Linked DNA regions of Mus musculus: region 1 is linked to region 2. Evidence: chromatin loops called from intact Hi-C (ENCODE). Cell type or tissue: left cerebral cortex. All regions are shown on one strand. Each heading gives the region's core, and the rest is flanking DNA. Links, peaks and the distances in the headings are about the cores only.

What was found. Peaks named below come from ENCODE experiments on the same cell type or tissue, not always from the same donor. Only the 100,000 strongest peaks of a DNase experiment are listed, where the experiment ranks them.
Region 1: a loop joins it to region 2, with 8 times the contacts of the local background. A loop is called at or near these places in 6 of 42 quality-filtered maps.

The regions. Positions count from the first base shown.
Region 1 is chr4:136,868,775-136,883,762 of GRCm38, forward strand. C1qb (complement component 1, q subcomponent, beta polypeptide) reads right to left here. Exons shown (of 3, transcript NM_009777.3): 2 at 13,353-13,554; 3 at 11,352-12,095. The coding sequence starts at 13,533. The coding sequence ends at 11,515. Among named protein-coding and RNA genes, the nearest start is that of C1qb, 9.9 kb to the right of the region's middle. In left cerebral cortex, for the core only: CTCF peaks have their summits at 8,416 (motif pointing left) and 10,006 (motif pointing right); DNase peaks (open chromatin) are centred at 6,449, 8,408 and 10,028.
Region 2 is chr4:136,640,650-136,655,475 of GRCm38, forward strand. It overlaps Ephb2 (Eph receptor B2), which reads right to left. Exons shown (of 16, transcript NM_010142.4): 16 at 6,890-14,781. The coding sequence ends at 14,673. Among named protein-coding and RNA genes, the nearest start is that of Lactbl1, 25 kb to the left of the region's middle. In left cerebral cortex, for the core only: CTCF peaks have their summits at 8,421 (motif pointing right), 10,975 (motif pointing right) and 11,974; DNase peaks (open chromatin) are centred at 8,428, 9,046, 9,425, 11,058 and 1 more place; H3K27ac peaks cover 816 bases.

The DNA of each region.
Region 1 (14,988 bases), core at 4,516-12,515, 230 kb after region 2:
GTATGAGAGTGTGTGAGAGAGAGTGTGTGTGTGAGTGTGTGAGAGAGTGTGTGTGTGAGAGTGTGTGTGTGTGAGAGTGTGTGTGAGAGAGTGTGTGTGTGAGTGTGTGTGGGTGTGAGTGTGTGTGGGTGTGTGTGAGTGTGTGAGAGTGTGTGAGTGTGTGTGAGAGTGTGTGTGTGAGTGTGAGAGTGTGTGTGTGAGTGTGTGTGTGAGTGTGTGAGAGAGTGTGTGTGTGAGAGTGTGTGAGAGTGTGTGTGTGTGTGAGTGTGTGTGAGAGAGTGTGTGTGTGAGAGTGTGTATGTGTGTGAGAGTGTGTGTGAGAGAGTGTTGTGTGAGTGTGTGTGTGAGTGTGTGTGGGTGTGTGTGAGTGTGAGTGTGTGTGAGTGTATGTGAGAGTGTGTGTGTGTGAGAGAGTGTGTGTGAGTGTGTGTGTGTGAGTGTGTTGTGTGAGTGTGTATGTGTGAGTGTGTATGTGTGAGTGTGTGTGTTCATATATGCCATGAAATTGGGTCTCTCATTCCTCTTTGAACTCCATGGACAGACAGCTGATCCTTCACCCTCCACTTGGCACAAACACTGTCAGCACAGGCTGCCATGCAGGAATCTCAATCACGACTGGAACTACGCTGAGCCGAAGATCGCAGAGATGGAAGATGAAATTTGATTAGTAGATTGCTGGCCGGGTAACAGAAAAACACGAGTGTGGTGGCACATGCCTATGATCCCAGCATCCAGGAGGTAGCGGCAAGAGGGATAGTTAGGACCAGCCTTGGATAAATAGCAAGTTTGAGGCCAGCCTAGGCTATGTGAGACCGTCTCAAAGAGTCTGTGAGCCAAGGCAACTCTTTTTTCTCCTACAAATGAATAATCTCAGTGACATATTATAGTGATGGAGAGATGGGAGAATAGTGAATGAGCCACGGTGAGCGTCCTCACAGCTCACACAGACACAGTAGGTGGGGGAGCTCCTAAGCTAGGCATCAAGCCTTCATAGCTTCTGCCCACCTCACCTTCTTCCTGTTCACAGAGGCCATGAGGCAGCTTGAGAGGTGAATACCAGGGGTCTCTGGTAGATAAGAGGATTCCTTGGGGACAGTGGAACAAGGGCAGGAGACAGAGAGTCAGCATGCGAGCAGGAGGGCTCTCCACACTCAGCTCCCCACAGCCCTGTGTGCAGCACTGACCTCAGGCCCCAGGTCTCCATGAGGTAACCTTAACGCAGAGGTAACCTTAGCGTTCGTGCTTCAGAATGGGGTGAGCGTGTCCATGGATGTGAGGTGAGACCCGGGCACACTCACCAGGCTCAGCTAAGGCCACCTGTAACTACCTTGGTTTTTCCTCGGGGTTCCAAGCCGAAGATGACTGTCCCAAGGGCATGGAAGCGCTCACTGTTCACTCTGGGTGGGACGTCAGTGTGATGACCTTCCTGTCTGCTGTCCTCCCTTGCCTTTGACAGCTGTCTACCAGGCATGTATCATGTCTGTGTTCAACTCACAGGGGAGAGGCGCTGGGGCCCTCAGATCCGCAAAGCTAATATGGCTCAAGTCTCATTAGGAAATGTCTCCATTAAAGCACAAGGCTTACACACAGCCTTTGCATACTGAGTATACTCCTGTGTCTGTGTGTAGCATGTTTGTCTTTGGGTGGGTATATGCATGCACACATGTGCATCTGAACATGGTGGGCAGAGGTGGATATATTTATTTATATGGTGTGTGCTCACCAATGCCATGGAAGGAATCTTGTGGCACTCAGTTCTCTCCTTCTGCGGATAACCAGGCTTGGCTGCAAGCATCTGTCTTAGCTTTACTATCGCTGTGATAAACACCATGACCAATAGCAATGTGGAGAAGAGGCGGTTCATTTCAGCTTATCTTCTGTAGTCCGTCATGAAGAGAAGACAGGGCAGGGATTCAAGGCAGGAACCTGGAAGCCATGGAGGAGTGCAGCTCTCTGGGCTGTTCCTCCTGGTTTCTCCTACACCATAGGACCACCTGCTCAGGGACATCCCTGGCTACAGTGGGCTGGGCCGTTCCCTGTCAACCATCGACTATCAATCAAGAAAACATGTCACAGGTTTGCCTACAGGCCAATCAGATGGGGATATTTCTCAATTGAAGTTTCCTCTTCTTAGATGACTAGAGCTTGTGTGAGGTTGACAAAAAAAAAAAAAAAAACTAACCAAGGCTTCATCTGCTGATCTGTCTCGGTAGTTAACTAACACACCACCCGGTTTTCTTAGGCAGACTTCCATTGAACTTTGAGCTCACCAGTTGGTTAGATGGAATAGTCAACAAGCCCCAGGGATCAGTGGTTCCCACCTCTTAGATCTTGAGTTACAGACACACACCCAGCTTTCTTTCTTTCTTTCTTTCTTTCTTTCTTTCTTTCTTTCTTTCTTTCTTTCTTTCTTTCTTTCTTTCTTTCTTTCTTTCTTTCTTTCTTTCTTCCTTCCTTCCTTCCTTCCTTCCTTCCTTCCTTTCCTCCTCCTCCTCCTCCTCCTTCTTCTTCTTCTTTCCTTCTCCTCCTTCTCCTTTCTTCTTCTTCTTCTTCTTCTTCTTCTTCTTCTTCTTCTTCTTCTTCTTCTTCTTCTTCTTCTTCTTCTTCTTCTTCTTCTTCTTCTCCTTCTCCTTCTCCTTCTCCTTCTCCTTCTCCTCCTCCTCCTCTTCCTCCTCCTCCTCCTCCTTCTTCTTTTTCTTCTTCTTCTTCTTGTATTTAGGATCCAAATTTATATCCTCACACTTGTATAGCAAGCACCTTACTGACAGAGCCATCTCCCTAGCTCCTGTGTGTGTGTGTGTGTGTGTGTATAAATATATATATATATATATATATATATATATATATATATATATATATATATATACAGTATATGTGTGAGAGAGAGATTACAAACATGAGTGTGCAAGAGTGTGAGTTTCAGTGTGGATGTGCACAAGTGTGTGATTGTGGGTGCAAGTTTGAATATGTTTGAGCGTACGTGCATAAGTGTATGTGTGCTTGGGTATGGTGCACACACACCTGTGGAGGACACAGTACAGGCCAGAGAATGATGTCTGGTGTCTTGCCCTATCTGCCCCTGCCTTATTCCTTTGAGATATGTCTCTCACTGAGGCTGGAGTGGAGCAGATGACCAGCAGATCCCAGAGATAGCCCTGGGATTCTAGGCACGGAGGGCCATGCCACGTTTATTTATTTTTTAATGGTTGTGAATAATTCCATGAGAATTTTATACAATGAATTTCTATCATATCCAACCTCACCTCTTCCTAACTTCTCACCTCTCCACCCACCCTCCACATGATGTCCTTTTAAATTTTTACTTTAATTTAACGACCCATTGACTCCGGTTTGCGCTGTCCATGTGCTTCTGCATATAGGGCAGTCCAATGGAGCATGGTTGACCTGCCAGAAGCCATTAACTGTGCACAGCGCTTCAGTTAGAGGGGCACACGAATCCCTCCCCAGTCCAGGCTGGAACGTTGATGGTTTTGTGCAGGCAGCCACAGTTACTGTGCTCCTGAGTGCAGAGGTTCTTTCAAGTCCAGAAGACACTGTTTGCTCTGGTCTTCCCTACCTCTGACTCTTAAAGTTGTTCTACTGAACCATCTCTCTAGCCCAATGCCTCGTATGTAGATGCTGGGGAATTGAACTTGGTCTTCATATTTTCTCAGCAAGCCCTTATAGTGCCCAAGCCATTTTTGAAACCCCTCTCTGTATTTTTTTTTAAAAATAATGAATTTATTTTATATATGTGAGTACACTGTAGCTGTCTTCAGACACACCAGAAGAGGGCATTGGATTCCACTACAATGGTTGTGAGCCACCATGTGGTTGCTGGGAATCGAACTCAGGACCTCTGGGAGAGCACTCAGTGCTCTTAACCGCTGAGCCATCTCTCCAGCCCTCTGCATACGTTTTTTTATAAAATTGTTATTTATTGACTTTGTGGCCTCCTCCATAGCTAAGTCACCTTAAGATGACTTCTAGAAGCTAATGCAATGGAAATGCTATGCAAATAGAGATGTTGTTTTGCTTAGGGAGTAATAAAAGGCAAAGGCGCCTGTGGCATTTAAGGTAGACATACACTGTGTGTATACACTGTGTGTAGACCTTACGTGGTAGTACACAATCTGCCTCTCTGAGGAGGACATGAAGATTTGTGGGGACACAGGAGGATGACTGCATTTGGCTTCAGGCCCTGTACTTAATGAGATAAAGAAGATGAATCAGTAAATTAGGTAAATAACACATCCATACTTATTTTTTTTAAGATTTACTTTATGTATGTGAGCACACTGTACTGTTCAGATGGTTGTGAGCCTTCATGTGGTTGTTGGGAATTGAATTTTAGGACCTCTGCTCGCTCTGGTTGCCCCCTGTCAATTCCGCTTGCTCCAGACCAAAGATTCATAAATACACTGTAGCTGACTTCAGATGCACCAGAAAAGTAGTCAGATCTCATTACGGATGGTTGTGAGCCACCATGTGGTTGCTGGGATTTGAACTCAGGACCTTCAGAAGAGCAGTCGATGCTCTTACTTGCTGAGCCATCTCGCTAGCCCACATCCATACTTTCATGCATTCATTTGTTGAACGTGGACCTCCCAGTCTCTCTGGGCTGTGAAAAGTTGGTTTCTGCTTGCTGTCCCCTCTGGATCTCCACTGGTGTCTATGCAGTGGAGCATTCTCCATGAAGGAGGGAGAAACTCTCTGCCCTTTTCACATGAGCATCATCAGAGAGCCTGGCTCCGTGGGTAAGGTGCCCCCTAGTTCTACCCCGCAGCCTTTGGGTGAGCCTTAGAGTCTGTTTCTACTATAAGTTCCCCAGGCAAGCCTAGGACAGTCTATCAATCCCCTTCTTTTGTGGGGCAGGCTGAGTTTCAGAGAGGGTTAGTGACTTGAATGAGGTCACACAGCTCAGGTACAAAACAAGTCTAGAACAGGGGAATTTTGACTGCTCTTTCTGAGGCTTTCTGTGATCTGCCAGAAACCCTCATGGTGGGTGTCCCTCCCTGGGTGGGCCTTGCTGGGTTTCTTGAACAAACACCTCCTTTCCCTCTGCATCTGGCCAACAGGGTCGTCTATGAAAATGCCTTCTGGCTGTGTGTAAAAATAAACTCGGCTTGCTGGGAAAGGAGGGTGTGTGTGTGTGGAGGGGTGAGAAGTGGGCAGGACACCTCGTGTCACAGGAGGACTAGGGCAGGGAGGACTTGCAGGAGAAGAGGGGCCACTGTGCCCAGCATCAGGATTCAGGACACATTTCCATCAGGACCCTGCCCACCCTGTGTCCTTTGCTATGGAATCAGGCAATCCTGGGTTTGAATTCCTGTCCTCTCAGCTTGGAGCCATTCCTGTGTCCACAGCAGGACAGCGAGCTCTACGCGGTGTCAAACCCCACCACAGCCTGCCTCCTGAGGCTGTTCTCCACAATTTTAAGTAGACAGAAACAAATCAGAAGGAAAACTGTAAAATTCAAACTTCATAAAGATGACTTGGAAGCTGGGCAGGGTGGAGCATGACTGTCACCCCAGTACTCTTGAGTTTTTAAAAAGATGGGAAGATGGCTCCGTGGGTAAGGTGCTTGTGCAAGCAGGAGGACCTGGGTACCAATCTTCAGCACCCGTGCAAGTTAATGTAATTTAACTTTTAAAGTGGTGGCTCACACCTTTAACCCCAGCAGCTGGGAGGCAGAGTCAGGCAGATCTCTAAGTTTGAGGCCGGCCTGGTCTACAGAGTGAATTACAGGTCAGCCAGGGTGATACAGTGAGATCTGTCATTTTGGGTTTTTTTTTTTTTTTCAAGACAGGGTTTCCTTGTGTAACCTTGGCTGTCCTGGAACTCACTCTGTAGACCAGGCTGGCCTCGAACTCAGAAATCCACCTGCCTCTGCCTCCCAAGTACTGGGATTAAAGGTGTGCACTACCACTTTAAAAGTTAAATTACATTAAAAAGGGCCCACCTGTAATTTCAGCCTTCCAGAGGCAGAGATAGGTGAACCCTGAAGAAAACCTGGCAAGCTGGACTAGCCAAAATGGCAAGCTTCCGGTTCAACAAGAGACCCCATCTCAATATATAAGGTGGAGAAGTGACCAAGAAAGACCACTGGATATTGATCTCTGGCTTCCATACACACCTCCACACACCTGTGCCCCACATATGCACACTCATACACACACACACACACACACACACACATGTATACACACAGACACACACATATCTGAATGTAACCGTCATTTGTGTATATATAGTCACCCCTCAGTCTCCCAGAGATGGGTTCCAGAACTCTCTCAGGGATCTCGAAATCCACAGATGCTCGAGTCTGGTACAGAGAAATGCGCCACGCCTGCACAGGAACTGCGCAGGTCCTCCGTGGACGGAGCTCACCCCGAGATGTAAATACAGTGAAGGCAGCTCTGCTGAGCTGTGTGGCGAACGATGACGGTGTTCCCACATGTTCAGAACAGATGCGGCTTTTTTTTTCCCCATGTATTTTCCATTTCCACTTGGATGAATCATGAATGCAGAGTTTGTGGGTCCAGAGGGCTGACTGTAAATTATGTATGCACGGTTCCATCCTACAGAAACAAGGCTGAGTACTTGCAACAGAGTCTTTGGTGCCCGCAACAATGTATTTATTTGATTTTCCTTCCTTTTCCTTTATCTGAGATAGGATCTCTGTCTTAGGGTTTACCATGACCAAAAAGCAAGTTGAGAAGGAGAGGGCTTATTTGGCTTACAAGTCCAGATCATAGTCCATCACTGGAGGACGTCAGGACAGGAACTCAAGCAGGGCTGGGACCTGGATGCAGGAGCTGATGTAGAGGCTATGGAGGGGTGCTGCTTGCTGGCTTGCTCAACCTGCTTTCTTATAGAACTCAGGACACCAGCCCAGGGATGGCCTCGCCCACCATGAGCTGGGCCCTCCCCCATTGATCACTAATTGATAAAATGCCTCACAGCTGGATCTCATGGAGGCATTTCCTCAACTGAGGCTCCCTCCTTTCTGATGACTCTAGCTTGTGCCAAGTTGACGCAAAACCAGCCAGGACAATCTCATATGTCCTAGGCTAGTTGTAAACTTGCTATGAAGCCTGAGCATGATTTTGAATGCCTGATTCCCTACTTCCATCTCCCAAGCACTGAAACTCCAGGTATGCACCCCCACTTAAGCCCCTATGCCAGCTTAACATGGCGTTCCAGTTTAATTTCTATTGCAATGATAAATACCTTGACGAAGAAGCTGGAGAGGTGATTCAGTGGTTAGAGCACTTTGTTATGCTTGCAGAGGACCAGAGTTCGATTCCCAGTGCCCACAACCATCCAGAACTCCTGTTCCAGAGGATCCAACACACTCTTTTGGCCTCTGATACACAGCATGCATGTGGTGCACAGATATACACGCAGGCAAAACACTCCCACACCAAATACTAAAGTAAAATAAACAAAGACATACATACATCTTGACCAAAAAACAACTTGGGGGGGGGGGAGAGGTTTATTTCAGCTCACAGCTTCAGATTACAGCCTCCCACAGTGAAGATGTCTCAGTGACAGGTGCCTGAAGTGGTTTGTCACATCCAAAGTCAAGAGCAGAGAGAGAATGAGTTAACGCTTGCCTGCTTGCTAGCTCGCTTGCTTGTGCTCAGCTGATTTCTCCACTCTCCAATAGGTCAGGAACCCCTGCCTAGGGAATGAAGCCGCCCACATTGGGGTGGTTTTCCCAATAAGAATCACCCAAAGTTATGCCCTCAGGTCAATCCAGGGCAGACAGTCCCTCACTGAGACTCCTCCAGGGGATTCTAGGTTGTGCCAAGTTGACAGTGCTGGCTGTCACATGCAGTGCTAGGGATCAAGTTCTGGCTTTTCTTTACATTTGACAAATGCTCTGTCATCTGAGCCACATCCCAGCCCTTCTGCTTGTTTCTTTACAGAAATAGTTTGGCATCCCCTTGTGTCCGGAATACTGGCTCTCCAGGACTTATTTGTTAGTGTATGCTGGGGAAGGAACACAGCCCTTACCAGGCTGGGTGTACGCTCTGCCACTGAGTGCTGCCGCTAGTTTCTACAGTGGTGTTTCTCAGCCTCCTGATCCTGTAACACCCATCATGGGTGGCTCGTTCAAGCAGGTTACTTTCAGAGTTCCTGCTTCAGCTGGTTCAAGGTAGGGACTGAGATTTTAACTTCCTCACAAGTCCTCTGTGAAGGTGAGGCTGATGGGAGTCACATATGGGGAACCTGGCTCCGTGAACCTGGATCTTCAAAGCTGACTGACACCCCATCCTAGAAGGTCACAGCCCATTCTAAGACTGGGAAGTGAAAGGAGGAGGGGGAAGCTGCCAGGTGCCACCTGGCATCCGTCCTGGGCAGACCATCCTTCTCCTGGTGTCTACTCCCCCCTGGTGGCCGTGAGACTAAAGCCGGCCCGGCCAGCCTTGAAGCCTATGGCTCTCTGCAGAAACATTTCCAGAGCCTGGAAGCAACCGGGCACGGTGGTGTGCACCTATAATCTCAGCAGAGACTCTTGTAAGTCTGAGGCCAGCCTTGGATGTAGGGTGAGATACTGTCTAAGAAAACAAAAACAAAACAAAACAAAACAAAACAAAACAAAACAAAACAAAACCCAAAGCAATTAAAAGCACACGCTGCTCTTGCAAAGGACCTAAATTCAATTCCCAGCACACAAGTTCATGGCTCACAACTGTCCACCAATCTGGGATCTGAGGGCCTTTTTCTAGACACATATGTATCCATTCTCACACACAGACACACATGTAGACATTGTTTTAAAAGTAAAATAAGTCTTGGGCTGGAAAGATGGCTCAACAGTTAAGAGCACTGGTTGATCTTCCAGAGGTCTTGGTTTCAGTTCCTAGCATCCATATGGTGGCTCACAACTACTCATGACTCCAGTTATCAGGGATCTGACATCAGTGGGCACCAGGCACACACATGGCATACAAAAGTACATTCAGGCAAAACATGGATACATATGAAACAAAATAGTCTATAAAAATTATATATATATATGCACACACACACACACACACACACACACACACACCTTAGGGCTGGAGAGTTGGCTCAGTAGTTACTGTCAATCTTCCTAATCCTGTGACCCTTTAATAAAGTTTCTCATATAGTGATGACCCCCCCCATCAAAAAAAAGTTATTTTGTTGCTACTTCATAACTGTTTGCTACTATTACGAATCGGAATGTAAACACCGTGTTTTCTGATGGTCTTAGGTGACCCCTGTGAAAGGGTCTTTCAAGTCCCAAAAGGGGTCGCGACCCACAACTTGAGAACCTCTGGGTTAAGTGCTGGCATTGTTCCTGCAAGGGACCCCAGCTCTGTTCCCAGCACCTACCCGCATCAGGTGGCTCATAGGCATTTGAAGCTCCAGTCACTTTAGAACCGTAATCAGGCCACACCTCCTCCCCCCAGCAGGAGCTGCTCCAGCCCTTCCCATTCCTCCCTTCTCTACCCCTCACTAGTTCCGGTCTGAGCTGGCTGACACAGGTACATGCCAGGTGCATATAAACGGTCAAGACCACAGGGTCTTGGCCGGTCAAAACCACAGGACAAGGAGCCCAGCCCAACCGTTACCTATTAAGCTCCTCCTGCTAGCTCCACCCACCAATCCTGTTTCCCAGGTGGGAGGGATTTAAGGTAATCTGGATTTTCATAGGGCTTCATCCCCAGCCCCGCCTGCTGATTGGCAGGCTCTTTTCTCAGCCGCTCCATCTCTGTTTCCTCTCTTCTTCCTTAGGCTCTACAGCAATCGGATGTCCCTGGCCTCTCCAGATACCTCCAAGTATATGCACAGGCCTGCACTTGGACACACACACACACATACACACACACGTAATTAAAAATAAAAGAAAACTCATTTTTAAAAAAAGCCTTGGAAGTCTCTGTCCCGTCAAGAAAGATTTTATCTGGGAAATGAGTTCAACAGAGGAATCAAGGATGTTGTTGCTACACTGTTTAAAAGGAGCTGAAGCGGACGCTAGAGGGCAGTCACTTGTTTGTAGTCACAGATGCTTGGAAGCACAGGCAGAATCTGAATTCATGTCTGTCTGACTCCAAAGCCAGCACATTTCCCTGCTCAACACAGCTCCTTGGAGTTGGTCCTGCCTGCCACAGGAACACACGGAATGACATGGCTCTGAGCCTTCTCTTTTTTAGCTGTGTGACACCAGGCAGGTTGCTTAGCTGATCTGTCTCATGGTTCCCATTCATGACAGGGCCATCCACTGTGAAGACCCCAGAGTGGTGCAGGGATCTGTCTGACTTTCCCAGCCTGACTCCAATGAACCTAGGAGCCCAGCCTGTAATCCCAGCTACTGGGGAGGCTGAAACAGGAGAACTGCCTGGGTGACAGAGTTCAAGGCCAGCCTGGGTTAACTTAATAGGTCTAAAGGATGGCCAGATCATCATGGAGGGCTTCTAGGAGGAGGAGGCTCCAGAGTAGAAACGCTTTAGAGGGAAGATAAAAACTGGCTGCAAGATGCCCAGGCTCTCAGGCTGGGACTCTTTCCAGGAGACACCAGAGAGCTACTGAAGGGTTTTGTGACATTTGTTTTAGTGAATGAAAGAGCATGCACCAGGCTGGAAAGACTCTAAGAGGGGGCAAGCAAGGTGGGCGGTGGGGAGGGGATTTGTCTATATTGTGGGATCACAATGGCCCCACCATGGGGATGGGGAAGGGATCTCTCTATGTTGTAGGATCACAATGGCTCCACCATCAGGCCCATTTCCTTCCTTAAGCGTGAGGACTAAGGAGAGTGAAGACAGCAACACTCAGGTGTGCGGGGGGGGGGGGGGCTGCCTCCTACTGTGTGCTGGTCCAGAGAGAACCACAATGTCGCCTCCCATCCATCTCTCCCATCCATCTCTCCCATCCTTCTCTCCCATCCATCTCTCCCATCCATCTCTGGTTAACTAGAGACTCGTGTGTGTGTGTGTGTGTGTGTGTGTGTGTGTGTGTGTGTGTGTAGCCAGAGGACAACATTTGGTCTCATTTCTCAGGAACCTCCTTTGAGACAAGCTGAAACTAGAGCTTACCAATTTCCTAGATTGACTGGCCAGTGAGCCCCAGACATCCATCCCCCTGTTTCTGCTTTCCTAGGGCTGGGAATATGATTGCACACTGCCATGCTCAGCATTTTTCTGTGGGTGCTAGGGGTTGAACTTAGATCCTCATGCTTGCAAGCTAAGTACTTTACTGACTGAGCCATCTCCCCAGCCTATGAACATTCATTCATTCATTTTTTTTTTTTTGACTAACACCTCTCAGGCCTCCTATGAGCCAAGGGCTGGGACTCAGACTCAGATTAGACCACAGTCTTTTGGCCTTGAAGAGTTTATTGACCCATTCGTTCTGTAACATCTACAGGGCTCTGGTCTGGGTTTCAGGCAGTCAAGGGGGTGATGTCAGGGGTCCAGGGAGGATTGCTGGCAGGGAGGCAGGAAGATGGTGTTGGATAGGTGTAATTTGACCCCGTGATTACGCATCCATGTCAGGGAAAAGCAGAAAGCCAGTGAAGATGCTGTTGGCACCCTCAATGCCCAGGAGGGAGTTCTTGTCTGTGGCCTGCAGGTGAACAACCTCCTCTTGCTCTAGCTTCAAGACTACCCCACCTGTGGTCACCTGGAAGGTGTTCTGGGCATAGTCACAGAAGGTGACTACTTTCTGCATGCTGTCCCGATCGCGGCCACGAACGAGATTCACACACAGGTTGCCCCGGGAGCTGGCATGATAGGTGAAGTAGTAGAGGCCAGGCACCTTGCAGGTGAACTTGCCGTTGCGTGGCTCATAGTTCTCGTTCGCGTTGGTGATCACCTTTTCGAAGCGAATGACCTGGTTCGGTCGCAAGGGGCTGTTGATGGTCCTCAGGGCAGAGAAGGCGACTTTCTGTGTAGCCCCGTAGTCCCCAGAATCGCCTTTGGGACCGCGGGGTCCAGAGGGGCCTGGAGTACCCTTAGGGCCGACGGGACCCTTAGGGCCAACTTTGCCTGGAGTCCCAGGGATCCCTGGGTCCCCTTTCTCTCCAAACTCACCAAGGTCTCCAGCCAGTCCAGGGAGCCCTGGAGAAACAGAATCAAGAGAAAAGAGGAGACTAGAGGTCACAATGACAAAACAAAGAGAATGGGGTGGCACTTTGGATTGTTCCTTGTGCCTCTCTGGGTTCAGCTGTCCAACTATAAAATAATGGGCCTCCTAGAGCCTCCTAGTCTCCTTCCACTCTAGGGATTTAACTCTGTTGACAGTCATCAGGAACTGATACGCAGGGCTTCAGTGAGTGGCACCCCCATGGAGCCATGTGACCCCCTGAACTTGGTCAGCTCACACACCTTTGTCAAACTTAAGCCCAAAGCAAAAGGCAGTACATTCACAGCATGCATGCTATCCTTTCCCTTCCCTCGCCCATGGCAGACATCCTTAATCGATCTCAGCACACTGCTGGCTACACCTAGTTGTGGATGGTAGAATTTCTCTCACATCATCCCTCTAAGCAGCCATGGTCCCATCACCATGAGACAGAAGGAATATTCTGGTAGGAAATCAGAGCACAGTGCCAAGAGTGTACACTCTAGGACAGTGGCTCTCAACTTTCCTGATGCTGTGACCCTTTAATACAGTTCTTCATGTTGTGGCGACCCCCAATCGTAAAATTATTTTGTTGCTACTTTGTAACGTTATGTTTTCTACTTCTATGAATTGTAACATAAACATCGGATATTTAGGATGTCTAATATGTGACTCCCAACAGGGTCATGACCCACAGGTTGAGAAACACTGATCTAAAGACACAGGCATGCATCCCATGTAATGCCTGCCATTCTTAGTTGTGTCACTGAGACATAATGAGGCACTGACTCTGGGCCTCAGCTTCCTCATCTGTAAAACGGGGATGATTGCATTTTGAGGATAGTAGGCTTCTGAGAGAAGAGGGGCTGCCACCAAGGGTGGCTTACAGTCCCTGGATTACAGAGGGAACTTCAAAGCGATGAGCCTCTCAAGCCTACACCTGCCTTTTCTCACAGATGAGGGTAGCTGCTTTCCCTGGAGGTCAGGGTGTGCTCAGGACTGAGGCTCTGCAGAGTGTTCTCCCTCCTTGCATGGAGGAAGACAGGACCCCTTGCTTTGTATGAGCCCCACTACTGACTGGGCTTCCTTCCCACACATTTCACCTGTCTGCAAAAGGGCAATTAGAAGCCCTTTCTGAAAAGGTATTGGAGTCTCGAATTCTCCTGCAATCTCTAAGGCAAGTGATTATGACTCGGGAGATAGCAGAGGGAGGTCATGGACAGCAACATTCTTGTTCCCAAAGTGTACAGTACCTTTCTCCCCCTTTATCCCTGGAGTGCCTGGTTGGCCATCAGAGCCAGGAACCCCAGGGACCCCAGGGATGCCAGGGATGCCAGGGGGCCCGGTGCAGCTGCTTTGGGCCCAGGACACATGGAGAAAACCTAGAAGCAGCAGTAACAGGTGTGTCCAGACCTCACCCCACTGTGTCTTCATCAGCTCAGCCTCAGGGGCTTCCTGCGGGGTGAGAACACATGGAGGGTTACTGCCATGGTAGCTTCCATCTGTCATTAATCCATCCATTCATTTATCCATCTACCCATCCATCTATCTCCCCATCTGTCCAAACATTCATCCATCACTGCAAAAAATCATCCATCCACTATCCATCCATCTCTTTATCCATCCATCCAATTACCCACCTTTCCATCCATCTCTTTATCCATCCATCCAATTACTCACCTTTCCATCCATCTCTCTATCCATCCATCCAATTACTCACCTACCCATTTTGCCAACCATTCGTCTAGTCTCTATCCACTCACCTGTTCATCCATCATCTAACTACTTCAATTGTCTATCTATTCACTATGGTACATATCTCCATTCATCCATTCACCCATTCATCTGTTTGTCCATCCATCCACCCAATCACTCATCCATCCATTCATCTATCTCCTCATCCATTTATTTGTCATTGAGCCTACCCACTTCTTCATCTATCCATCCATGCACTCATGTATCCATGTATGTAAGTATTCATACATGGATACATTTTGCCATCCATCTGTCTGTCCATCTATCCATCCGTCCTTCCACTCACCCACCCATCTGTCCGTCCGTCCACCTGTCCATCCACCCACTCACCCACCCATCCATCTACCTGTCTATACATCATCCATCCATCCATCCACCCATCCACCCATTTGTCCATCCATCCATCCATCCATCTATTCATCCATCCATCCATCCATCCATTCATCCATCCACTCACCCACCCATCTGTCTGTCCATCCACCTGTCCATCCATCCATTCATCCATCCCTGCATCCACCTATGCAGCATCCATATAGATTGCCTTTCATAAACTAAACTCTGAGGATTCTATGGCAACAAGAAAGAGATGGTCTTGGCCCTCAAAGTCCTTAGTACTAAGAGGAAGCAGCCAAAAGTACACAGGGAAACTGAGATGGACAAGATGGATTGGTGCTCTGGTAGATGGGCAATGGTGCCCCGAGGGAGGAGGGCTGGGCTGTGATAGGGAGAGACTGATTTCAAATGGACTGTCTTCTCTACAGGAGATAAGTAATGTTTTGGCTCAGATCTGAAGGCTCAGGAAGGACTGAGACAAGAATGTTCCAGAAAGGAGAGAGGAGAGCTTGGAGAGATGTCTCAGAGGTTATGAGTAGTTTTGATGCTCTTCCAGAGGAACTGAGTTCAGTTCTCAGCATTCATATGAGGCAATTCACAAATGTTTGTAACTCCAGCTCTTGAGGACCCAACATCCACGGGCTCCTTACCTGCACTCACATGCACACATTCACCTGCAGGCACACACATCCCTATATGTAGTTGAAACTAATAAAAATATGGGGCCAGAGAGATGGCTCAATTGGTAAGAACACACGTTCTTGAAGAAGATCCAGGTTTGATTCCCAACACCCATAAGTC
Region 2 (14,826 bases), core at 6,827-14,826:
ACGTGTCTTTTAAAAGTTTTGACATTTAATTTTGAGATAACTATAAATCCCTACACAAGTATCAGAAATAACTAGTGTGGCCTTTAGCCGGTTTCTTCTCTCAGCGACATCTTGCAGAATGTTGTAAGGTGGTTGGTCTAATGCAGCCAGAGGTTCTCCTCGGCACTGCAGGAAGTCCTAGCTCCTAGCTACCTCTACCTGCTCCCCAAGCCTCCCCCTTCCCTTCAGCCCCAGCAATCACAGTCTGCTCTGTGGTTCTGGAAGTCTGTCATTTAACACTGTCACACGCTCTGGGATGGAAAGTTGTTCTCTGGCCTCCACATGTGTAATATGATACCTGTGTGTAGACACACACACATATACAAGCATACATATGCGTGCATAGCACACCACATAAATAAGTGGAGGATTTTAAGAAGGGAGGGGGCTAGAGAGATGGCTTCACACTTAAGAGCACTTGCTGCTCTTGCAGAGGACCGGAGTTTGGTTCCCAGCATCCACCTTGAGCAGCTCACAACTGTCTCTAACTATGATGTGTTCTTTTAGTTTCTGTGAATATATCATGCATGGCACACATACACATAAAAATAAATACATTCTCTCCCCCCTCCTCTCTTTTGAGACAGGGTTTCTCTGTGTAGCCCTGGCTGTCCTGGAATTCACTCTGGGACAAGGCTGGCCTCTAATCAGAGATCCACCTGCCTCTGCCTCCCAAGTGCTGGGATTAAAGGTGTGCGCCATGTCACGTCACTCTTGCTCAAATAAAATATATTCTTTTTTTTTTAAAGATTCACTTATTTATTATATGTAAGTACACTGTAGCTGTCTTTAGACAACCCAGAAGAGGGAGTCAGATCTTGTTACGATGGTTGTCAGCCACCATGTGGTTGCTGGGATTTGAACTCCGAACCTTCGGAAGAGCAGTCAGGTGCTCTTACCCACTGAGCCATCTCACCAGCCCCAAAATATATTCTTAAAAAAGGCAATCTCAAGTATTAAATGGAGTTGAAAAATAGGTAAGCTTTGAGGACCTTCCTTCAGCACTTAGTGTGATTTTTAAATTATTTTATGTATGTGAGTACACTGTCGCTGTCTTCAGACACACCAGAAGCGGGCATCGGATCCCATTACAGATGGTTGTGAGCCACTATGTTGTTGCTGGGAATTGAACTCAGGACCTCTGGAATAGCAGTCAGTGAGTGCTTTTAACTGCTGAGCCATCTCTCCAGTCCTGCTTAGTGTACTTTTTTTCCCATTTCAAGTGGCTGCATGTGTGAACAGCTTGTTCCTTCTGGCCTCAGAGTTGTGACTCCATGGATGGCTGGAACACCACTTGTTCTGCCGTTCACTTCTTGGAGGATGTCTGGGTTGTGTACAACTTGCAGTTCCTGTGAATAAAGTTGCTGTGAGCATCTGTTTACCCAAGGCTGTGCGAACCTAGTTTTCTTTCTTTGGCCCAGAAGCACAAAGGATTGGGGTGGGGGTGGGGCAATGGAAGTACATGCTGAGGTTTTGAAGCAACTGCCAAACTTCTGGCTAGACCATCTTGGGCTCTGCCTAGTGAGATGGGAACCTCCCACCATGTGGGCTAGCATTTGGTAGTACCACTTTTTTTTAAACAAAACAAAACAAAACAAAACAAAACATCTCCCAAGGTCTCACTGTGGCCTAGGCTGGCTTTGAACTTGTTCTCTCAAGTGCTAGGATTCCAGGCATAAGCTACCATGCTCAGCTTCTATAATCATATTAGTAGATGTTATTGTAGTTTTAATTTATAATTTCCTTTTGTTGTTGTTGCTACTGTTTGTTTTTCGAGACAGGGTTTCTCTGTGTAGCCCTGGCTGTCCTGGAACTCACCTTGTAGACCAGGCTGGCCTCGAACTCAGAGATCTGCCTGCCTCTGCCTCCTGGGTGTTGGGATCAAAGGTGTGCACCACCACCACCACCAACTGACTTAATTTACAATTTCCTAAAAGTTAATGTTGTTGAAATGTTCATGTGTCATCCACCCCCACCCTCCACCCCCCATATATCTTTGTTGCCTTTGCTATAGTTGGATTGCTAATTGTTTGCTGGATACATGGTTTGCAGGTGTCTTCTGGTCTGTGGCAGTACATACAAGCTGTCCCAGCACTTGGGAGGCAGAGGCAGACAGATCTCTGAATTCTACACCAGCCTGGTCTTCAGAGGGAGTTCCAGGACAGCCAAGACTACACAGAGAAAACTTGTCTCGAAAAATAGAAACAAAAATGAAACAAAAAGTTCAGTTCACTTGAATAATGCCACCCACTTCAGCACCTGGCCAGTCCAATATACACATTCTAAAACCAGTGTGTATTATTACTGGGCAGAAAAGAACTTCATATGGGATTACACTAAAGAGCCCAGGGTGTGTATGTGTGCTTGTGTGTGTGTGTTTGTGTGTCATTATCTATCACCTTTGTCTTACTTTTTTTTTTTTTTTTGGTTTTGTTTGTTTGTTTGTTTTTGTTTTTCGAGACAGGGTTTCTCTGTGTAACCCTGGCTGTCCTGGAACTCACTCTGTAGACCACACTGGCCTCCAACTCAGAAATCTGCCTGCCTCTGCCTCCCGAGTGCTGGGATTAAAGGTGTGGGCCATCACTGCCCAGCCTTTGTCTTACTTTTCAGACAGTCTCTCACTGAGCCTGAAGCTCACTGAGCAACTAGATTGGCTGGCCAGCAAGTCCCAAGATCCTCCTCCTCCTCCTCCTCAGCCTCACCTGCTGTGCCACGGTGTCTGGTGTGAGAGGGCAGCTCCCCATGCTCCTACGGAGAGCACTGTAGCCACTTAGCCAGCTCCTCGGCCCCTCGCTGCTTGTATTTGTGTCTCTGCTGTTATTACTTCCTTCCTTTGCTTTAAATGTTTTTATTTTATGCTTTGCTTGCATGTGTTCATGTGCACAATGTACATTTCTGGTACCCAAAGAAGCCAGGAGAAGGCAAGGGGTCTCCTGGAACTGGAGTCACAGATGGTTGCGAGTTGCTATGTGGGTGCTGGGAACCAAATGTAAAAAAAAAAAGCAAAAAACACAGAAACAAAAATCTTTAGAAGTTCAGCGTCACCCTCAGTTACACACCAGATCTGAGGTCAGCCTGGAATCCATGAGACCCTTTCTCAAACAAACAACAAATTAACGAACAAGCAGACCCATGAGGTAATTGCTCAGCAGGTAAAAGCCCCTGCAGCCAAGGCTGATGAGCTGAGTTTGACCCACAGAATCCTCATGACTGAAGGAGAAAACTGACTGTTCTCTGTCCTCCGACACCCCCATGTGCATGCTGTGTTGAATGGCCCCTCTGATAATAAGTAAACAAATAAATAAATAATTATAAAAAACAGCATTAACCATGAAAGGCCTTCTCTCTTCCTCTCTCCCTGCCCCTCCTCCTGTTCCTCCCCTCCCCTTCCCTCCCCCTCCCCCCTCTCTCTCCCCCTCCCTACCCCTCTCTCTCATCATCCATCTTGCTTCTCTCGGTTATTGCTTTGGCCTTGAGAAGGTCAAGCTCTCAGATCCCAAAGTCTTGGCTTCTTGTGTCTCTTGTTGTCCTGGTTTGAATGACTGACAACTCTCCTGGGCTCACATATTTGAACATGTGGTCTCTGGTTGGTGCTGCTGCTGTGTGAGAGGTATTGGAACCTTTCGGAGATGGAAGCTTGCTGGCGGAAGCCAGTCCATTCTATAGTCTCACCCCCTCTGCTTGCATTGTAGCTGAAGATGTGATCTCTAGCTTCCTGCTTTGACTTCCTCACCATTATGGACTCTCCCTACAGACCCATAAGCCTAAATAAACAAGTCTTTCCTCCTTTCCTTCCTTCCTTCCTTTCTTCCTTTCTTCCTTCCTTCCTTCTTTCCTTCCATCCTTCCTACCTTCCTTTCTTCCTTGAGACACTGATGATCACGGTATTTTCTCACAGCCACAGAAAAGCAATGAATACACATGGCTAACCTGTCAGGCCCTGCTCTCTCATTCCAAGAGACCACGCCAGTCTCACACCCTTTGCCGCACCCATTCACTCCCGTGCTACACTCCTCACTCCGCCCACTGCTCCGCTCTCACCTCCGTTGCCCGTCTCAGGTGTTCCCAGCCTCCCCTGGCCCAGGCTCCTTCTTCCACACTGAGATCCCCCAAATCACACATCAGTGTATAAATCACAGCATAAAAACACATTTTATAAACGTAAAAAAGCCCCATAGTCTTTACAAATTCAAATACTTTAAAATGCAGCCTATTTTAAAATCCAAAGTCTCTCTTAAAACCTAAAATATCTTTTAAAATCGCCTATAAAATAAAAAATAAATTAAAGACTTTCTTACTTCATGAGGGGAAAACCAGGGTATCCTCAGAGTCAAGCAAAAACCCAACTCCAACAGTGTAAATAATTCAACATCCAGTTATCAGGGATTTGTTCATAACCTTCTGACCTCCTCCATGGGGCTTGGGGGTCACTTCTCTGGCTCTGCCCTCCGCAGCACACAAAGCTATGCTCTAGGCTCCCAATGGCTCCACTCCATGGCTGCTGCTGTTCTTGGTGGTCATCCCATGGTACTGGCCTCTCCAAAGTATTGGGGTCTTTGCTGCGCCTGGACTGTACTTTTACAAATAACCTTTCCTGGGCTTTCTTCATGGTGCTAAGCCTAGGCTGCTCTCCATGACCCCTTTATGCCTTCAAACCCAGTAACGTCTGGGTGACTCTTACACAGCCAACTGGAGTTACAACCTTGGACACTTCTGGAACACAGGTTCTGGGTGCTGGTCCTGAGGAGACACTTCTCAGACCTTACCCCAGTGATACCGGTCTCTCCTTAATCACAGCCGATTCTGCAGCTCCAGCTGGCCGGACGCCACAGATTCTTCACACAAATGGCCCAGTAGATTCTTTGTTTCCCTCTGAAACGTCACAAGCCAGGTCTCCACTGTCTGCATTTCTCTCTGCACCCTTCACCTCCAAGTTGCTCCAGAACAGCTCGCTAAGCCCTTAATACTTACTCAATGGCTTTTCTAGCCCAAAGTTCCAAAGTCCTTCCACAATCCTCCCTAGAACAACACGGCCATGTCTGTCACAGCAATGCCCCACTCTCCTGGCACCAACTTGTCTTGGTTAGGGTTAGTTACTGTTGATGTGATGAAACCCCACGACCAAAAGCAAGTCGTGGAGGAAAGGGTTAATTTGCCCGATACTTCCACATCAGTATATGTATATGAGTACACTGTAGCTGTCTTCAAACTCACCAGAAGAGGGCATCCAATCCCATTACAGATGGTTGTGAACCAACATGTGGTTGCTGGGAATTGAACTCAGGACCTCTGGAAGAACAGTCAGTGCTCTTAACTGCTGAGCCATCTCTTTGGCCCTCAGTCTGCTTTCTTTTAGAACCTAGGACCATCAGCCCAGGCATAGCATCACCCACAGTGCGCTGGACCCTCCCCCATCAACCACTAACTTAAAAAAAAATGCCCTTTAGGCTCGCCTCAGCCTGGCCTTATGGAGGAGGCACTTTCTCAATTGAGGCTCCATCCTCTCTGATAACTGTACCTTGTGTCAAGCTGACACAAAACTAGCCAGCACAGCACCCCAGCACTACCTTCAGTCCCCCGAGCAGAAGCCAAGTGCTGGTTGGTTCTTCAGGGGTCTCAGGAGATGCTACCTGCAGAGTGGGATGCTACCCATAGAACAGGTGGGAAGAGCAAGATTCATCACTGTGACTTTGGTGTATTCAAGGCTTTGCATTAGCCTCATCATCTTAGCCTTGAATCTGCCAGATTCATCCTCAGACAGCCTTCCCCTGATGTGACAGACACTAGCTGAATGTCAGCCTGAGCTGCACCGAGCACAGTAGGTGATGTGACAGAGCTGGCTCTGTCGTTACAGGCTCCTGCTCGCCAAGCCCTCATCCTGTTCATTTCTGTCCTTGCCACCTGTCCTCTAGGAGTTAGAAGCTATCAGCCCATTTTACAGACTTGGAAATGAAGCCTAATGACGGCTAATATTTACCCTCAGCTTGATCGCTTTGAGGATGCCTTGGAACTCATGATGTGTTCAAGGCTATTTCCAGATATGATGGATCACAGGGCTCTGACCAGCGAATGATTGAAGCCATTGATAGGTTTAGCATGTGACTAGAAGGCTAGGGAGCCATCTCTGTGAGTAAAGTGCTTGCCACCAAGCCCGATGGTCTGAGTTCTGTCCCCAGGACCGTAGAACGGAAGGAGAGAACTGACTCCGGTAAGTTGTCCTCTAACTTCCGATGTAATTATGTAAATGTGACACAACATGATCATCTGAGGTGGTGAACTGTGAGGAGTAGGGTCCATTGGAGGAAGTAGTAACTGGGGGGGTTGTGACCTTGGGGGGGTATATAAACCCCGCCTGTGGCTGCTTCTCTCTTGTCTGTCTGTGACGACACTGGAAAGCTCCCTGACACACATTTCCACGGCTATGAGATGCTCTGTCCAAGCAAATGGAGACTGATGACCATAAATTGAACCCTCTGAAATCATGAGCTAAAATAAATCCTTCTTCCTCAAAGTTGCCCACTGGGATAAGACAGGCACCTGACCCAAGGCTTACCTCATATGTCACCTCTCCAAGGACACAGGCGCACAGGCCGTAGAGATTGTACATACAACAGGACTGTCTGGCACTAGCGTTCAAGTCTTGCAACTCTAATGGATGTTGGTAGAACTTACTGTTTCAGTTTAACACCCAAGCCAAATTCTTACCCCAATCCCAATCTATGACTTCATTCATAACTCTGGCAAACTCCTACTCCTACTTCAGAACCCCACTAAGGGCTTCTAGGAACTCTTATTTGCTTTTTTGGGGGGTAATTTTAGAGGAAAGACAATATTGAGTCCACAAATCTATTTTTACAATTCACATTTATTTTGGAAAAAAAAAAGAGATTCAGCTAAAAATACTCCTACAAACACATCAGAGTAACCCACAGGGTCAAGGTTGCCACTGGATGCAGCTGATGAGATTTTCTTGGTCACAACACCGGGGTCTAGAGGGGCCCCGGCCCCACCCCTTTCTGACTCCCAACATTGACCAGAGGAAAGGGCAGTCCTATGAAATCTGCCAGATATCCCTGGTTGAGAGCTATTGCTGGGACAGCTCAGGCTGGTGGAGGTGGGGGCGGGGGACTGTCAGAGTGGGTCTAGGCAGGCACCCCCTCTGGCTCTGATAGCAGCTGGGCTGGGGGGCCATGCAAAGAGAGCAGTGACCCTGGGGACCTGGGATCTGACCATGGTGAGCTGAGTGAGGACCAATGGTAGTGGCGTATTGTGAGAAAAGTGTGCTGTGCTGGGGTCCAAGACCGCTGGCTGGCTGTGTGACCTGGGGGAGCCAGCATGCTGTCTCTGAGTGTCCCAGCCCACAGTGTGGTTGTCATTATTGCACGGCTCTTGTGGAGTTGCAGGGCTGTGTCTAGAAGACACGAGGAGCCCTGTCCATGGTTGGCACTGAAGAAATAGCAGCTGGGATTAAAACCAAGCAGCCGTCGTTCTTCCCTGGAGGCTGAAGAGACTGCTCGTGAGTGTGGGTTCCTGTGAAGTCCACCTGGGGTCAGTGGTGGAGGCGTCAGAGTTTCTGTCCATAGAAAGGAGGACAGAGAGAGACCACCACAGAGCTCTGGGCCCTTCACAGCTCTCCTTGGGGCAGGTCTCATTTTGGGAGGCAGTGGAAGGGATGAGAGTGCTCCTTGGAGGGAGGACGTGTTGGCAGCCATGAGATAATGCATCCATGTGTCCCAGGAAAGAAACCTTGTATGGAGACCATCATAGGAAAGGCAGTGTGGTGCCTCTCCACCCCACTGCTTCCTCGCTGGTATGGGGTGATCTTGCTCCAGTTCTCTCTGTCCAGGCGGAGCCCCACAGTGGGCTGTCAGAGCCCCCCAAGCAAGTGGGTACTGCAGCCTGCAAGAGGGTTTTGAAGAAGCAGATGGGCCAGCCTTCTCCAATCAGACCTGGTGAGGGTCACTCCAAGGGAGGTTTTATATTCCCCATCATCCATCTGTAACCAGATTCCCCAGCTTGCATTACTGTCTCCCCCTCTTCTCTTTCTCTCCCCCTCTCTCTTTGTGCTTTTTTCCCCCTTTTCTTTCTTTCTTTTTTTCTCCCTGCTAGGGCCCCTGAGTTTGGGTAGCGTCGAACCATGGGGCTTATGATGTCAAGAATTAGCACAGATTTGCCTAGTGATGGACTCTCACAAACACAAATTCTTTCCACTGGCCTCTTAGGAGATTGCGTTTGGTGAGTCATAAAATCTTGGGGTCTTTTAGCCCTTGGAATGCTACAATTCTTGGCTCAGCAGGGCCCAGAGTATATGTGCTAGCTCTTAGATGGTTTCTGGCCTTTCCTTGTTGCTTGCCTTCCCTTCCCTATGCCATACCCCCTTTTTCCAGCAGGGGGAGCCAGGCCCTCGAGGAACAGGGAGCCCCAGGTGCCTTTGCTCATCTGCTGTCACCTCAGTTTGGGTAGTGGGTAGGCTCAGGAGACTTGAGGGTCAGGTTTACCTAGAAGGTCCACCCAGCCCTAGTTTGGCCCACCAGGCCAGGTATTGAGCGAGCATGTCTGCGCTGTGGTGTTGGGGCGTTGGGGTCTCCACAGGGTGGTCCCGGCTGGGACGCAGGGCCCCTGTGAAGTATTAGGTTCCTGATTCTTCCCGGATCAGCTTTCCCGAAGCAGTCGTCCTGCTGTGAACTTAACTCAGCTGGACTCTGGGGCTTCGGGGGTCTTTTTGATTTTTCTGAAACCCTAACCCAGTCTGGGCACATTCCTGAGGGTTCGTCCTGCCTTCTCCACTGTCAGGGTCTTAGTTTGTGTCTGGGCTTTGGGCATCTTATCTGATATGAGGCTCCACCCTAAGCGCTGCTCAGTACACTCGGTGCAGATTGTTACAGGGTTGTGGGTGGGAGGCGGGAGGAGGCGGAGCAGGGGGCCCTCCGGGGCGGGCAGGAATCTCCCACTGTTCAGATGGGGAATTCTGACTCAGGGAGGCATGGTGGAGCCCTGGAATCCTCAATTCGACATGCAGTAGTGGGTAAGGTGCTTATCCTATGGGTGATTACAAGCACTTGCAAACACACGTTCAGTCAGCAGGCTGTAGGTGTTAGGATTGGCTGGGTTCCCCCCACCCCCCTTGAGAGCCATGTTCCTCACTAGCGAAGAGGGGGCAGGGAGATTTTGGCACTTGGCATAGGGTAATCTGTTCAGATATTAGTCCTTGAGGCTTCAATCGCCTGAGGCCAGCTTGCTGGGTGGGGGTCGGGGACTCTCTGAACCCACTTTGGCCCAAGTCCTTTCTTGAGGCCAACACCCCAACACTGGTTTCTCTGTGGGAAAAGCTGACTGGGGCCAAGCTCGCTCTCCAGCCAGTTTTGTGGTAACAGTCACTGGCTGGGAATCTGAGGCAAGGCTGGCTGGCTGGTGGTGTATGCCCATGTGTGGACATCATAGCTACAACCAGAAGCAGATGGGCTGAGGGTGTAGCTCAGTTGGTAGAGCGCTTGCTTCCCAAGCACAAAGACCCCGGCTTCCCGACCCTAGCACTGCAAAACCAGACGTGGTGGTGTGCGCCTGTAATCCCAGCCCTTGGGAGGTAGAGCGAGGAGGATCGGACGTTCAATAGTGGTCATCCCTGACTGCACAGTGAGTTTGGGGTCAGACTGGGATATATGAGACTCTTTCAAAATAAAAAGAGATGAATCAGGGAACACAAAGCCAAGCTCCTCTCTCCCAGGCTGCGGAAGTGGAGTCGGGTTTGTCCGTGTTGGAAAGTAAATGGCAGAGTCTGGGCTCTCTTGGAGTCCCGAGGGCTCTTCCAGGGGCTTGCTGGAAGCTCCTCTTTTGATTTGATGGCTGAAACTGACTCTTTTTTTTTTCTAGAACACTGGTTCTCAACCTGTGGGTCGTGACCACTTTGGGAGTTGAATGACTCCATTCTCAGGGGTTGTCTAAGTCCACTGGAAAACACAGATATTTACATCATGATTCATAACAATAGCCAAGTTACAGTTATAAAGTAGCAATGAAAACATTTTTATGAGCTAGGTGGTAGTGGCGCACCCCTTTAACCCCAGCACCTAGAAGGCAGAGGGAGGTGGATCTCTGTGAGTTCAAGGCCAGCCTGGTCTACAGAGTGAGTTCCAGAACAGCCAGGGCTACACAGAGAAACCCTGTCTCAAAAAGCCAAATCAAACCACAACAAATGGTTGGGGGTCACCACACCGTGAGGAATTGTGTTAAAGGGTTGCAGCATTGGGAAGGTTGAGAACCACTGCTCTATAATCTAATGGTAGTCCTACTAATCTCTGCTTGGTAGCCTCTGTGGCTGGACCTTAATTCCATGCCCTACACTCACACCAACTCATGCCCCACAACACCTCCAGATGTTTTTGCGCTGCACTGTTGAAGCTGCTACGTTTTGGAGTGACCTTTCTCTCAGCCTGTAGCCTCCCCCTGAAAGCCCACCCTGATAGCCCATCCCATCTGGTTTTCTCTTGCCTCATACGCCAGAGCTGGATTCCTTTGTTTTCTGCGCCTAAGTGACCATGTTCGGGTGGACCCTGGTGCGGGGAAGCCAAGGCTTGTGGCCCTTTCTGGAGCCGTGGCCCTGAACCAGTGTTTTACTTTGCGGGACCGAGGTGGACAAAGGGTTTTCCAGGCCTGCAGCACCCAGCCTAATGCTCCTGTTTTATAGATGAGAAGCTATGGCCCAGTGAGGAACAGTCTCTCCTGGGGCCCGTGGCCCTAGTTAGTGACAGAAGTAGGTTACATCTTGTCTTTTGAGTGCATTTGCACCTCTCCCTGCCAAAGGTCTTCCTCTGGGAACTGTCCCTGGAAATGACAGGCACCTGGAGAAGCAAGGGTGGCATTGGGGTGGGTGGTGGTCTCCGGTGGGAGTCCTTCAGCAAGGGGTGGGATCTATGAGGGGGTGCAATGTTAGTGAGTGCCCACAAGGGGGCAGCATAGACCTCTCAGCCATAGAGAAGGTGGGCGCTCTGGATACTGGAAAGGGTGGACTTGAGGCCCAGCTGGTAAGTAGATTGTATAAGTGTTCTCTGCTACTCTTGTGTCTGCTCAGAAGCAGTGGGTCTAGCACTAAGGATGTCACTATTGACCATAACTTCTTTCCTAGAGATAAGGTCTTATGTGGCCCAGGCTGGCTTTGAACTCACTAAGTAGCTAAGGATGCCACTGATCTTCTAACCCTCCTGCCTCCATTTCTTGAGTACCGAGTTTACAGTCATATATTACCATATCCGGTTTATGCAGTGCTGGGGGGTGGAACCGAGTGCTTTGTGCATGCCAGGCAAGCGTGCTACCAACCTACCAGCAAGACACCTTCAATACCGGCTCAGGAACAGGCCTGTTGATTGCCACTAACAGCCCATTGTGAGACTTCTGGGGTGGGTGGCACAGCTCCGTCATACTTAACTTGGCCCCGAGTGGCTCTTCCAGGCACACTCTCCCAGAGCAGCTGGCCCCACTTCCATGGTGCCCTGGCCCAGGTTCACAAAACAGCTTTCTTTCCTCAAGAAACAAGCTTGGGCTGAACAGCCGGAAGCGGTTCCTGATGCTGGGCAGGTGGGAGCTAGTGCTTGGGGGGGCTGGGAGTGGGGAGATGGATGGGGGGTGGAGCCAGGAAGGGATTAGTAACTAGGCAGCAGATAGCTCCAAGCTGTGTGCCCATGTGAGCGGGCAGCCTAAGTGGAAGGCGCTTGGCAGCAGGGCCTACCACTCCCTGCTGAGCATTGAGGAGTGGGGGGAGGACGATGTCTTGTAGTTGAGAAGTGAGCAGGGCCTACACTCAGGACTGCCACAGTGACGGTGTCTGTTTGGTACCCTGAAGAGGAGACAGAAGGTCTGGATAGCACCCGTATTCTGGAAGTAGACATGTAGAGTCCTACGGCTTTACACGAATACTTTGGGCACTAGAGGGTGGATGGGCAGATGAGCTGGCTAGAAGACGCCAGCCTAGTGGCTTAAGGCAGGAAGCCATCTGACGGAAACACTGACTGCCAGGCCTCGTGGGGCTCTGGGGTGGTGGGAGGTGGGCTGGGGAGACAGTTAATCTGCAGAGCATCAGAGAAGCTCCCACCAGAAGGTGACCTTGTGTGCTGGGACAGCTGCCATCCGCGCTGGGTGTCTTTGGGCCATTAAGGGATGGCCAACGGGCCGCTGTTTGCTGCTTTGTGGGAAACTTGCCAATACTTGCCCTGTGTCCAGGCCCGCTGTCCCTACCCCAGGGACAAGCTTCCTCTCTAATCCCTTCCTTCCCTCTGCTCCCGGGTTGAGAATAGGTGAAGGACAGATGACAGGCTGAGCCACGATGGTTTTGCTCACTGCAGGGTCTTTTGCTGGTGGCCTGTGGCCTCAATCTTCCCCCATGGATAGGCTCCTCAAAGATGCTCACCAGACAAAGGAAATGGTCCTGAGATGAGCTGTCTCTGGGATACCCCTTCCTCTTCTAACAGTCTTATCTGCAGCACACACACTTCCTGCCTCCTTCTCCTCCTCTTCCTTCTCTTCCTCCTTCTCCTCCTCCACACAAAAGAACTACTCACAGTAAGTCCGAGCCCTTAGCACAGGAGACAGCATTGTGTGGGGGAGGGGGTTACATTTGTGGCTGAATGGGGTCCACGGGCCACCACTTCTAACGTGGCTTACTTAGCCAGGCACTGTACACGCAACGCAGAGCTGAGCCAACCCAGTGCCTACGCTTCTCTGCCTGTGCTTCTGATGACCCTAGGCTAAGAAGGCTACATGAGCTTCTTTGTTTGTTTGTTTGATTGCCTCCATGAGTTTCCTCAGCCTGGGCCTTTTGGATCCTGAGGGGCAGGGGGAAGAGTCCCTTGCAAGAGCATTAAAGTCATTTGGCAGGTCCCAAAGGTGCCAGGATCTTTTTCTTGGAACTTACAGAGTACAGGGGTCATTTTATAACTAAAGCATTTATTTCCATTCAATTCACTAACCGATTGTTCTGCTCGGATTCCCTGCATTTGCTCACAGGGGAGCCTGCGGCCAGACCCCTTGACTGATGATGGTGTTCCTCTGGCCAAGACCTTCAGACCCAGGCAAAGGCCTCGGGGAAAGAAGGAGTGGGAGAGAGACAGAGAGAGACAGAGAGAGAGAGAGACAGAGAGAGAGAGAGAGAGAGAGAGACAGAGAGAGAGAGAGACAGAGAGAGAGAGAGAGTCACGTGGTCTCCCGGGGTACCCTTGGAGGGCTGGGGTGTCACAGTGAATGATCAGGGTCCTGACTTCCCGGGTAGCCTGGTCCAGGCTCCCAGACATGAAATCGAGTTTTGGCCATTGAAGAGCACCCAGGAACCTGAAGGGGCCTCTGTGCCTGGGAAGTGCCAGATAGAACAGGGCGGAGAGCATGAGAGCAGACAGGGAGGAAGGGAGGACTTCCGGCCTTGGAGCCCTCATCTGCCTCCGTCTGTGGTCCAGTGTGGGCGCTGATGTAGTTCCCTCCACTCTCCCAGTCCCACTGAGGTCTCTGAGTGGCCCAGGTGGCCCTGTGACAGTTGGCTTTGGTGAGGCCTGGCAGCAGGTGGGAGGAGGGAAGGGTATCAATGAAAAGCATATAAAAAAATCCAGAAATGTGCATATAAAATCTCGCCCTTGGTGTATTGCCTAAGTCAGTAAGCAGAAAGCACCTTCTTCCTGGAGAAGGATCAAGTCCTCAAAAGGTAGGAAATGTCAAAGTGTCTCTTCATTGTCATTTTTTTTTAAAAAAACCCAACAAACAAAACCCTCCCAGACCAAAACCACCCCTGATCAAAATACCCCCGGTCCACGGAATCGCTGTAAACAAACCCAGATGCAAGAGTATGCTTCTCTGTGGCAGTCGAGGCTGATGACAGTCACCTGCCTCCTCGTCCTCTGGCTGAGGCTGATCAGGAGCAGGGCCTTGTGGGGCTGCAGACCTGGGTGGCTGTCCTCAGGAAGATCTAGCCTGTTTGGCGTGACCTGGGAGGCCAGGAGCTCCTCTTCCGCCTCCTGAACCATTAGCAGAAAGTCTCTCGGAGTTTTTGGAAACCGTCTCCCAAGACAGAACAACTATCCTCCTGTCTGCCGGTGGCAGCTGGAATGGACTTCCCCGGAGCCTATCTGGGGCGACTGCCTGTCTCTCTGCCCCTTGTGCCTGGGGGCTGGGCCATTAGTGATGCTCCAAGAAACGGCTAAGGCCAGGCAAGGAGGGTGGCTCACCTCTTCCCTTCATGTTAATGTTCCTGGAAGTGTTTCTTGGCTCTGGCCAGCTCAACCTTCCCAGAAGGAGTTGGAGAGAAAATGCTTTTTGGCCTTCACGGGGACAGGCCATGTGGATCTCCCAAGCCTTTTGCTTTTCTCCTCTAAGAACCGTCACTTCCCTTATGAGAATCCTCTTGGAACGAACGTCTCTTGCCTGTCCCGCCCCCTCCCAGATCTAGGTGCGTGTCCCCCCCACCCAATCCCCTTTTCCTTCCTTTGACTTGCATGGGCTCTTGGTGACGGCTTGGCTGGAGTGCTGCTTGGTTCTTCCTGTTGTCTGTGGCCTCCTGGCAGGTGGCTGACCTTGTAGTGGACAGAGCAGCAGGGGGACCGATGTAGGGGGGCTCAGGGGGCGGCGTGGAGGAAGAGGAGAACCGAGGCAGGCGAATGTCAAACCTCTACAGACTGGATCTGGTTCATCTGGGCCCGCATCACCTGGATACTGTTCAGGATTTTTTTCTGGTGGCCAGCTAGAGTGACCCCAACGCGGAGAATGTCCCTTTGGGAGAGATAGACATAACTAGGAAAATGTATGTGTTGGGGG